Regions from separate parts of the Homo sapiens genome. Here region 1 is linked to region 2. A link is an interaction called in ENCODE POLR2A ChIA-PET data of the cell type or tissue named here. Cell type or tissue: endothelial cell of umbilical vein. All regions are shown on one strand.

Region 1 (5,000 bases), 160 kb before region 2:
TATACCCTACACTATATCCTTCTAATCAAATCAGCAGGCATATATGACACTTAATGACAGGTTGTTCCACAAATAGTAATACTAAGTTTGTTAAGGTGTTAACTGCCATGTCTTCCCATTGTAAAGTACATTTACCCCTTTTTAATTAGTAAATTATCTGTGGGGTGATGCTTTGGTACCATGTGAATATCCTGTTCCCCAACAACTAACTGTTCACCTAATTGCTTGAGCATTTATTGATGATCCTTGCTTGAATGAGCTGCTGCACTGGGAGTTACATAGAAAATGTTCTTTTTTGGCCAGGCGCAGTGGCTCATGCCTGTAATCCCAGCACTTTGGGAGGCTGAGGCAGATGGATCATCTGAGGTCAGGAGTTCAAGACCAGCCTGACTAACATGATGAAACCTGTCTCTACTAAAAATATAAAAATTAGCTGGGCGTGGTGGTGGGCGCCTGTAATCCCAGCTACTCGGGAGGCTGAGGCAGGAGAATCTCTTGAACCCAAGAGGCAGAAGTTGTAGTGAGCGAAGATCAGGCCATTGCACTCCAGCCTGGGCAACGAGCAAAATTCCATCTCAAAAGAAAAAAATGTTCATTTTCTAAATATATAATTTCTTCTACAGTTATTAACTAGCATTCTTTTGTAAAGATTTTCTATTACTTTACTATTACTATAACCTCATGGATTTTTTTAAAGAATCAATATGTTGTAATCAATTATAGCTACTGTTCTTGGTTTTTCTTTTTGATGCTCAATTTGTCTCAAATTTGATAAATGGGAGCTCCTTCAAGATGACTCTTGTTCCTATTGACATGATCCCATTAATCTTTTTTTTTAATTGTGGTAAAAAAAATACATCTAACATAAAATTACCATCTTAACCATTTTTAAGTGCACAATTCAGTAATGTTACATATATTCACATTGTTGTGAAACATATCTCCAGAACCTCTTCATCTTGCAAATCTAAAACTCTATACCTACACAACAGTTCCCCCTCTCTCCCTTCAGTCTCTGGTAACCACCATTCTACTTTCTTTTTTTTTAAATATGACTACTTTAGATACCTTTTATAAGTGGAATCATACAATATTTATCTTTTTGTGACTGGCTTATTTCGTTTAGTATAATGTCTTCAAGATTTACCCATTGTGGCATGTGACAGGATTTCCTTCCTTTTTAAATATTTTTATTTTTATTTTTTTTCTATTTTTCTCACCACTCAATTTCCTTCCTTTTTAAGGCTGAATAATATTCCATTGTATATATACACACCATTTTGTTTAATCCATTCATCTGTCAGTAGACATTTGGGTTGCTTCCACTTCTTGGCTATTGTGAATTGTGCCACTATGAACATGGGTCTACAGATATCTCTTTAAGACCCTATTTTTAATTCTTCTGGATATATATGCAGAAGTGGGATTGCTGGACCATATGGTAGGTCTGTTTTTAATTTTTTGAGGAACTTCATACTGTTTTTCATAGCAGTTGCACCATTTTGCAGTCCTACCAACAGTGCACAAGAGTTCTAATTTTTCCCCATCCTTGCCAGCACTTATTTTTTTGTGCTTTTTTTTTTTTTTTGAGGCTGGAGTCTCGCCCTGTCATCCAGGCTGGAGTGCAGTGGTACAGTCTTGGCTCACTGCAACCCCTACCTCCCACATTCAAGTGATTCTCGTGCCTCAGCCTCCCAAGTAGCTGGGACTACAGGCGCACTCCACCACGTCTGGCTAATTTTTGTATTTTAGTAGAGATGGGGTTTTGCCATGTTGGTCAGGCTGGTCTCGAACTCCTGAGCTCAAGTGATCTCCCCATCTCGGCCTCCCAAAGTGCTGGGATTGCAGGTGTGAACCACTGTGCCTGGCTTGTGTTTTTGTTTTTGTTTGTTTTTTTTTATAGTAGCTATCCTAAAGGGTGTTAAATCAGTATTCATTGTTTTTGTGTCCCAACTAAGTATTGTTCACTGAAAAGCCAAGTAGTATATTATGGCTTCATTTTCTTTCTTGAATTGTTTATTTTTGTAGAGTTGTTAATTGCTTCAGTTTCTTTCATTAAATTTTTTTTTTGGGAGAGCTTTTTCCTAGAGCCTTCTGTTCTACTGCTCCAATTTGCACTGCTTGTTCTTTAGCCCTGCAACAGAGCTGTCATCCCAGGATTTTCCTCTGCTGCCCTCCTGGGTTGAATCCTGTTTCTTGGATCCTATATCTTCCTCTTTCTTATTTTTGGTTTTAGTAGAGGACATCCTCTGAGAATATCTAAGAAAGGGTGCATAGATGTTTTCTTTGTGTTTACATATCTGAACATGTCTTTATTCTATCCTCATACTTGATTGATAGTTTGATATAAAATTCTAAATTTAAAATCAATTTTTGCTCAGAAATTTGAAGACATGGCCAGGCGCAGTGGCTCACGCCTGTAATCCCAGCACTTTGGGAGGCTGAGGTGGGCGGATCCCAAGGTCAAGAGTTCGAGACCAGTCTGGCCAATATGGTGAAACCCCATCTCTACTAAAAAAAAAACATACAAAAATTAGCCTGGTGTGGTGGCGGGTGCCTGTAGTCCAGCCTGGGCAACAAAACAAGACTCCATCTCAAAAAAAAAAAAAAAAAAAAAGAAATTTGAAGACATTCAGTATTGCTCTTAAGAAGTCTGAAGTCTGTTATAAGTTTAACTTTTATTTCTTTGTATGTCATCTGTCTTTTTCTCTCTGGAAGTTCTTTTTGTTTGTTTGTTTGTTTTTGAGACAGTCTCGCCCTGTTGCCCAGGCTGGAGTGCAGTGGCGTAATCTGAGCTCACTGCAGCCTCCACCTCCCAGGTTCAAGCAGTTCTCCTGCCTCAGCCTCCTAGCTGGGATTATAGGCACCGGCCACCTGCCTGTAATCCCAGCTACTCGGGAGGCTGAGGCAGGAGAATCACTTGAACCCGGGAGGTGGAGGTTGCGGTGAGCCGAGATCGCGCCATTGCACTCCGGCCTGGGCAACAAAAGCAAAACTCCGTCTCAAAAAAAAAAAAAAAAAAGATAATAAGCATATTGGACTAAAAACTTTCTTTGTGCACCTTTGTAATTCCTCCCTTCTGCCTATCTCTGCCCCCTCTAATCCCCAGGCAAGATTGACCACTGATCTAGTGTCTACTGCAGTTAGTTTGCATTTTCTAAAGTTTTATGTGATGGAATCATACACTATGTACTCTTTTGAGTCTGGCTTCTTTGTCTCAAGATAATTATTTTGAAATTCATCCATGTTGCATGTTTATTTCTTTTTATTGCTGAGTAGTATTCCATTATATAGATTTATCCCTAAGTGAATGTTTACCCATTCACTTAGATGGGCATTTGGCTTATGTTCAATTTTTGGCTATGACAGATAAAACTGTTAGGAACATTCATGCACAAATCTTTGTATATATATGCTTTTATTTTTCTTAAGTAAATATCTAGAGTAAAATGACTGGGTCATACGGTAGGTGTGTGTTTAACTTTTTGAGAAACTGCCAGCTGGGTGCGGTGGCTCACGCCTGTAATCCCAGCACTTTTGGAGGCCGAGGCGGGCGGATCACGAGGTCAGGAGATCGAGACCATCCTGGCTAACACGGTGAAACTCCGTCTCTACTAAAAATACAAAAAATTAGCTGCGCGTGGCTCCTGTAGTCTCAGCTACTCGAGAGGCTGAGGCAGGAGAATGGCATGAACCCGGGAGGCGGAGCTTTCAGTGAGCCGAGATAGCGCCACTGCAGTCCGGCCTGGGCGAAAGAGCGAGACTCTGTCTCAAAAAAAAAAAAAAAAAAAAGAAAAGAAAAGAAACTGCCAAACTGTTCCCAAGTAGTTGTACCGTTTTTCATTTCTATTAGCAGTTGTATGAATTCCGGTTGCCCCCAGCCTTACCAACAATTGGGTATGGTCACTATTTTAAAATGTTTCCCCCAACTTTTTAATTATAAAATACACATAATATACACATAACCATCTTTTTAAAACCTCTTTATAAAAACGTTTTGGCTGGGTGCAGTGGCTCACGCCTGTAATCCCAGCACTTTGGGAGGCTGGGGTGGGCAGATCACCTGAGGTCAGGAGTTCAAGACCAGCCTGGCCAACGTGGTGAAACCCCGTCTCTACTAAAAATACAAAAATTAACCAGGCGTGGTGGCAGGTGCCTGCAATCCCAGCTACTCTGGAGGCTGAGGCAGGAGAATCGCTGGAACCCAGGAGGCAGAGGTTGCAGTGAGCTGAGATCATGCCATTGCACTTCAGCCTGGGTGACAAGAGTGAAACTCCGTCTCAAAAAAAAAAAAAAAGTTGTAAGTGTACATTTCAGTGGTATTAAGTATATTCATATTGTTGTACAGCCATCACCATATCCATTTCAATAATTTCTTGGTCTTGCACATCTGAAGCTTTGTTTTTTATTTTTTTAAAGATGAAGGTCTTGCTGTATTTCCCAGGTTAGGCTCAAACACCTAGGCTTAAGCAGTCCTCCTCCTCAGCCTCCTGAGTGTCTGAGACTACAGGCACACATCGCTGCACCCACTACAAATCCATAGCTCTATACCCATTAAACAATAACTCCCCATTCCCCTCCCCCTTGAGCCCCTGACAACCACCATTCCACTTTATGTGTTTATGAATTTGACTACTCTAGGTACCTCACATAAGTGGAGTCAGACAAAGTGGTATTTGTCTTTTCGTGACTGGCTTATTTCACTTAGCACAATGTCCTCAAGATTCATGTTTGTTGTTGCATGTGTCAGAATCTCCTTCCTTTTTAAGACTTAATAATACAGCATATGGATACCACATTTTGATTATCCATTTATATATCAATGGACACTTGGTTTGCTTCCACCTTTTAGCTTTGTGAATAATGCCGTTATGCATATGCATCTACACGTATCTTTTTGAGACCCTGCTTGCAATTCTTACATACCAAGAAGAGAAGAGGAATTGCTAGATCATATGCTAATTCTATTTTTATTTTTATTTTTGACATGGAGTCTAGCT
Region 2 (5,000 bases):
CTCTGCTCTGTCCTGGCCCACCTTGCCAAAACTCATTTCATCCATCCCTGACTGGACACTCTCACTGGACACCATTCCCTTTCCAGCCTCCATGCCTTTGTACAAGCTGTTCCCTCCCTTGAAATATGCATATTCTCTTTAGTCTACCTGGTAAACTTACACGTCCTCAAGACCCATTTCCAATGTGTGCTCTTCTCAAGGCTTTCCCTGACTCCCCTAGGAGTTGTCTGTGCCCTCACAATGCCTGGCACATCCTTTGGCTATTGCATTATCCATGACACATTGGGGCTTGGGGTCTGTATGTCTCCTCCCTCCAAACTGTGACCCTTTGGAAGGCCTGGCTCCAAATCACTCATCTCCATATAAAACAACAGAGTGGTAGTTTCCCCTTCCTCGTGTTCTTTCAACATTTTTCAGTTTCTGGAGCACTTTTAAGATCCTTGATCTCACTTAAACTCATCACAACTCAGGGAAGGAGACAGAGCCAAGATTAAAGCCCCCAGTTCGTCCCACCTTCCTGGCCAGGGCTTTTTCAGAAAGGAGATGTCCAATGGGGAGTGGGGGTTGGTTCTTTGGTATCTAAGGTTTCCAGCTCAGCAGGAGTTAGGGAGGTTGGGGCCTGCAGGTTGGCAGAGGGTGCAAGGGCAGATGGAGGCCACAGGAAAGGGTCAGGTCTAGGGTAGGTAGGAAAGAGCTGGATCTGATTTCAGATGTATACCTCTGTGGGGCCTTAGGCAGCACTCATTTCTTCTTTTCCTTTTCTTCTCTCTTCCTCCTCTTTCTTCTTCCCTTCCTCCCTCCCTCCCTTCCTCCTTTCTTCTTCCTTCTACTCTTCATTTCTTCCTCCTCCTCCTCTTTTTTTTTTGAGATAGGGTCTTGCTCTGTCACCCAGGCTGGAGTGCAGTGGTGCGATCTTGGCTCACTGCAACCTCTGCCTCCCAGGTTCAAGTGATTCTCCTGCCTTAGCCTCTCAAGAAGCTGGGATTACAGGCATGCACCCCCACACTTGGCTAATTTTTGTATTTTTAGTAGAGATGGCATGTCACCATGTTGGCCAGGCTGGTCTCGAACTTTTGACCTCAAGTGATCCACCCACCTTGGCCTCCCAAAGTGCTGGGATTACAGGTGTGAGCTACCGCACCCGGCCTTCTTCTTTTTTATTTTTTTTGAGACGGGGTCTTGCTCTGTCACCCAGGCTGGAGTGCAGTGGCACAGTCTCAGCTCACTGCAACCTTGACCTCCGGGGCTCAAGCAATCCTCCCACCTCAGCCTCTCAAGTAGCTAGGATTACAGGCATATGCCACCATACCTGGCTGATTTTTTACTTTTTTGTAGAGATAAGGTCCCACTATGCTGCCCAGGCTGGTCTTGATCTCTTGGGCTCAAGCAATCCTCCCGCCTTGGCCTCTCAAAGTGCTGAGATTACAAGCGTGAGCCACCGTGCCCAGCCTGCAATTTTCAATTCTCAATCTTCCATCTCTTGAATCGTTTTTAGCTCCATAAAAGGTAGCTCTGAGGGTCAAAGTGGAATGTATAAGATAATCCAAGTGTGGGTGCTCTGGGAATGAAAGGGACTGAAGAAACTATAGACATGGCAAATACATGCCCCTAAATGTATTCAAACACTTCAACTGCTCCCAGCTTGCTGACAAGTGATCTGTTATTGTTAGAACCCCCTCCCCCAGGTACTCTAAAAACTCATCACCAGAACCCAAGTCTTTTCCTTAAGGGCCTAGAGGCCCTCCCAGTACCACGAAAGCTCTTGAATGGGATCAAGGCCTTCTTAGGGCCCAAAGATAACCCCTCCCACTTCAGGGCTTGAGGGCACAGTGTTCAAGAGCTTGGAGCTTCCTATAGCTTACAAGTCTCTGATGGTGGCACTCACATCCCTTAGAGAGATTACAGGGGCCTGCACTGCTTGCCCAGCATGGGGCTCATGCTCCATTTCATCCAAAAGCAGTTCTGTTTGCAATCTCAAGGGCAGAAATACCATAATTTGCTCTGAATGTCTGCTCTGAGCTCTGGGGACCCTCAGGCTCAGAACAGGGTTGCTCCCAAGTCAAACATATCTCTCAGGTCACTATGGTATTCCTCCAGGAAGTTGTTTCCCAGGAAAGTCCCTGGGAAACAACTGGGAACGTGTGTCTGTCATTCAGGGGTAGCCTGGCTCAGGGCAAAGCTGGGAAAGACAGCAACAATTTTCCTCCATGATCTCACCAGGTTATCCTGGAGCCCAGAGATGTGTGTTCTCATCCTAGTTCTGACCTTGTTGTGATCACGGATGAATCACTTAGACTTCCCAGGTCTGTATGCCTCTGAATAGGGAGAGTGGGCCCTATCTCACAGAGGATCCAGCAATATTAAAGATATGAAAATTCTTTGCTGTTGACATTTGAATAATGGGAGAAAAATACCAGTGGGAGGGAACTGCAAATTAGTGGGCCTTGAGTCAGACAGATCAGAGTTTTGGCTCCAGACCTCCCTTACTGGCCAGATGACCTGAAACAAGTCATCTCGTACTTGGTAACACTCTTCCTGTGCTGCTTCAGGAAGCTGGTTCTCTAGAACCTCATGTTCAAACTGCAACTCAGGGATGCCTTCCCTGTCTGTGCAGGGAGGTCAGCTGATTGGTATGATCACATCTTTAGCATCTGTCTTCCCAGCCAGACTGAGGGCTCCCAGCAAGAATTTTGTCTGGCCTGTTCTCCAGAGGCCAACATGGGGCCTGGCCCATAGGTGCTCCCTGTTTCTGTATCACCTACAAGTTCTTTCAGTCTTGGCTGCCTCACTAGGCTGCTGGAGAAACCCAGAAGGTAGACGATGAGACCCACAAGTATGAGGCATTTGGAATGCATGGGCTACCCTGTGAAGAACTTTACCGGAGGTTGAAAGGGGGCAGAGTGCCCTGAACAGGAAGGCACAGGGTGGCCTTTGGCCTCCAGGGAAGGGAAGGAAGTATGAGACACAGGAAGAAATGCAAGCAGCAGGAGGAAGAGCGTTACCAAGCTGGGACTCCAGAGGCTCGAGGCCCTCTCCAGTGCCTGTGAAGCCTGTATGCGGGCTCTGCTCCTTGTAGCCTTGGAGACTTGAGCTGTGGCTCAGGAACTTGGCACTCAGTCCAGTCCCTGCTGCCTCCCACCTGCCCTGTAGCCCCATCTCCTTGCACTCACATTCCTTCCCACCATCTGCCACATGGAGCTCACCCTTTTCTCAACACCTGGTCTTTTCTGTCTCCCGACCACTGTGGAGGTTGTTCCCTCAATAGGAATGCACATCCCCTTCTCTACCTGGAAGATGTAGTAGCTCCACGTCCTTCCTATAGGGAAGCCATCCAGGACACTGCAGGCAGTCAGTTGCTCTCTCCATGGAGCCCTGCAGCTCCTTGGGCATCCTTCTCGCTATGCAGTGCAGTACTTCCTTCTCTCTATGCAGTGCAGCACTTATCACACTAGGTTGATGGCTGGTTTTCCTGTCTGTCTCGCTCCACACCCCCCCTCCACCCCCATCACCCCCTGACAACCAACTGGGAGCTATTTGAAGGCAGGGATCAGCTCAGCTCCTCTCTGTGGCCCCAGTGCCCAGCAGCGCTTGGTACCAAGGAGAGATCCTAAATAACCTGGGGCCTGGGTTCCATGCAGGAGGGACTACTTTGTGGTATCCCAAATGTCCAGCCTGTCACAGATGATATTATGGAGGAAGGTCACGGACAGGAGCAATCTTATTCAACTGCCTTCCAGGAAACTGAGGCCAATGGAGGGGTAGGGATTTGCCCAAGCTCCCGCAGCACATCAGCCACCGAGTTGGGCCTGGAACTCAGGGGTCCTGGTGCTTGGTCCCCAGCTCTAGCTGTAGCAGCTTTGAACAGTGTCCAGGCATTGAGCCAGGGTGTCTGGAGACCCCAGGGGCCCAGCCCATGCAGCTGATCACTCCACTCTGGCTCAGCCCCTCTGGCCCGGCTCTCAGCCAAAGGCAGCACGAGGCTCTGGCTGCCCCTGCCAAAGGTCAGGCCTTCAGCAATTTGGGAAGGTGGCCAGGCCACTTCCCTCAGACACAGCAAGACCTGGAGCAGTGTCTCTATTGGACTGTGGGCTCTGAGGCTGGTCCCCCAGGTGGACAGTGTCCTTCTTGCCAACTTGATTAGAACCTGGTTAAACCTGAGGTAATAATCTGAAGCCCACAGAGCAAAGCACAGTATGGAATATGAGTTCAACAAATGTTCATTAGCGTATCATTATTACTGTGACGACGATGAGATCCTACCCAGCACAGTAACTAAAAGCACAGGCCCTGAAGTGTGCCAGCCAGAGTGCAGTCAGGCCCGCCATTTACCAAGTTATGCAACTTATTTAATTTTTTTATGCCTCAGTTTTTGAACCTTAAAATGAGAATAATAGTATCTGTCTCATAGGGCCCTAGGAGAATTAAATCATTTAAAATGCATAAGGTGGCCCGGCGCGGTGGCTCATGCCTGTAATCCCAGCACTTTGGCAGACTGCTTGAGGCCAGGAGTTCGAGACCAGCCTGGCCAACATGGCAAAACCCCATCTTTACTAAAAATATAAAAATTAGGCCGGGCGCGGTGGCTCACGCCTGTAATCCCAGCACTTTGGGAGGCCGAGGCGGGCGGATCACGAGGTCAGGAGATCGAGACCATCCCGGCTAAAACGGTGAAACCCCGTCTCTACTAAAAATACAAAAAATTAGCCGGGCGTAGTGGCGGGCGCCTGTAGTCCCAGCTACTTGGGAGGCTGAGGCAGGAGAATGGCGTGAACCCGGGAGGCGGAGCTTGCAGTGAGCCGAGATCCCGCCACTGCACTCCAGCCTGGGCGACAGAGCGAGACTCCGTCTCAAAAAAAAAAAAAAAAAAAAAAAAAATTAGCTGGGCATGGTGGTGTGCGCCTGTAGTCTCAGCTACACGGGAGGCTGAGGCATGAGAATCGCTTGAACTCAGGAGGCGCAGGTTGCAGTGAGTGGAGATCACGCCACTGCACTCCAGCCTG

The links. ChIA-PET counts read pairs that join two places held together with the same protein. Peaks named below come from ENCODE experiments on the same cell type or tissue, not always from the same donor. Only the 100,000 strongest peaks of a DNase experiment are listed, where the experiment ranks them.
Region 1: POLR2A ChIA-PET joins it to region 2 with 5 read pairs; 4 of 35 experiments call an interaction of 5 or more read pairs at or near these places.

The regions. Positions count from the first base shown.
Region 1 is chr1:32,834,562-32,839,561 of GRCh38, forward strand. All of the region lies in intron 5 of S100PBP (S100P binding protein), which reads left to right. Among named protein-coding and RNA genes, the nearest start is that of S100PBP, 19 kb to the left of the region's middle. In endothelial cell of umbilical vein, no CTCF peak of the experiment used is centred here; no DNase peak of the experiment used is centred here.
Region 2 is chr1:32,995,224-33,000,223 of GRCh38, forward strand. No RefSeq gene overlaps it. Among named protein-coding and RNA genes, the nearest start is that of RNF19B, 33 kb to the left of the region's middle. In endothelial cell of umbilical vein, no CTCF peak of the experiment used is centred here; DNase peaks (open chromatin) are centred at 2,318 and 2,958; H3K27ac peaks cover 3,188 bases.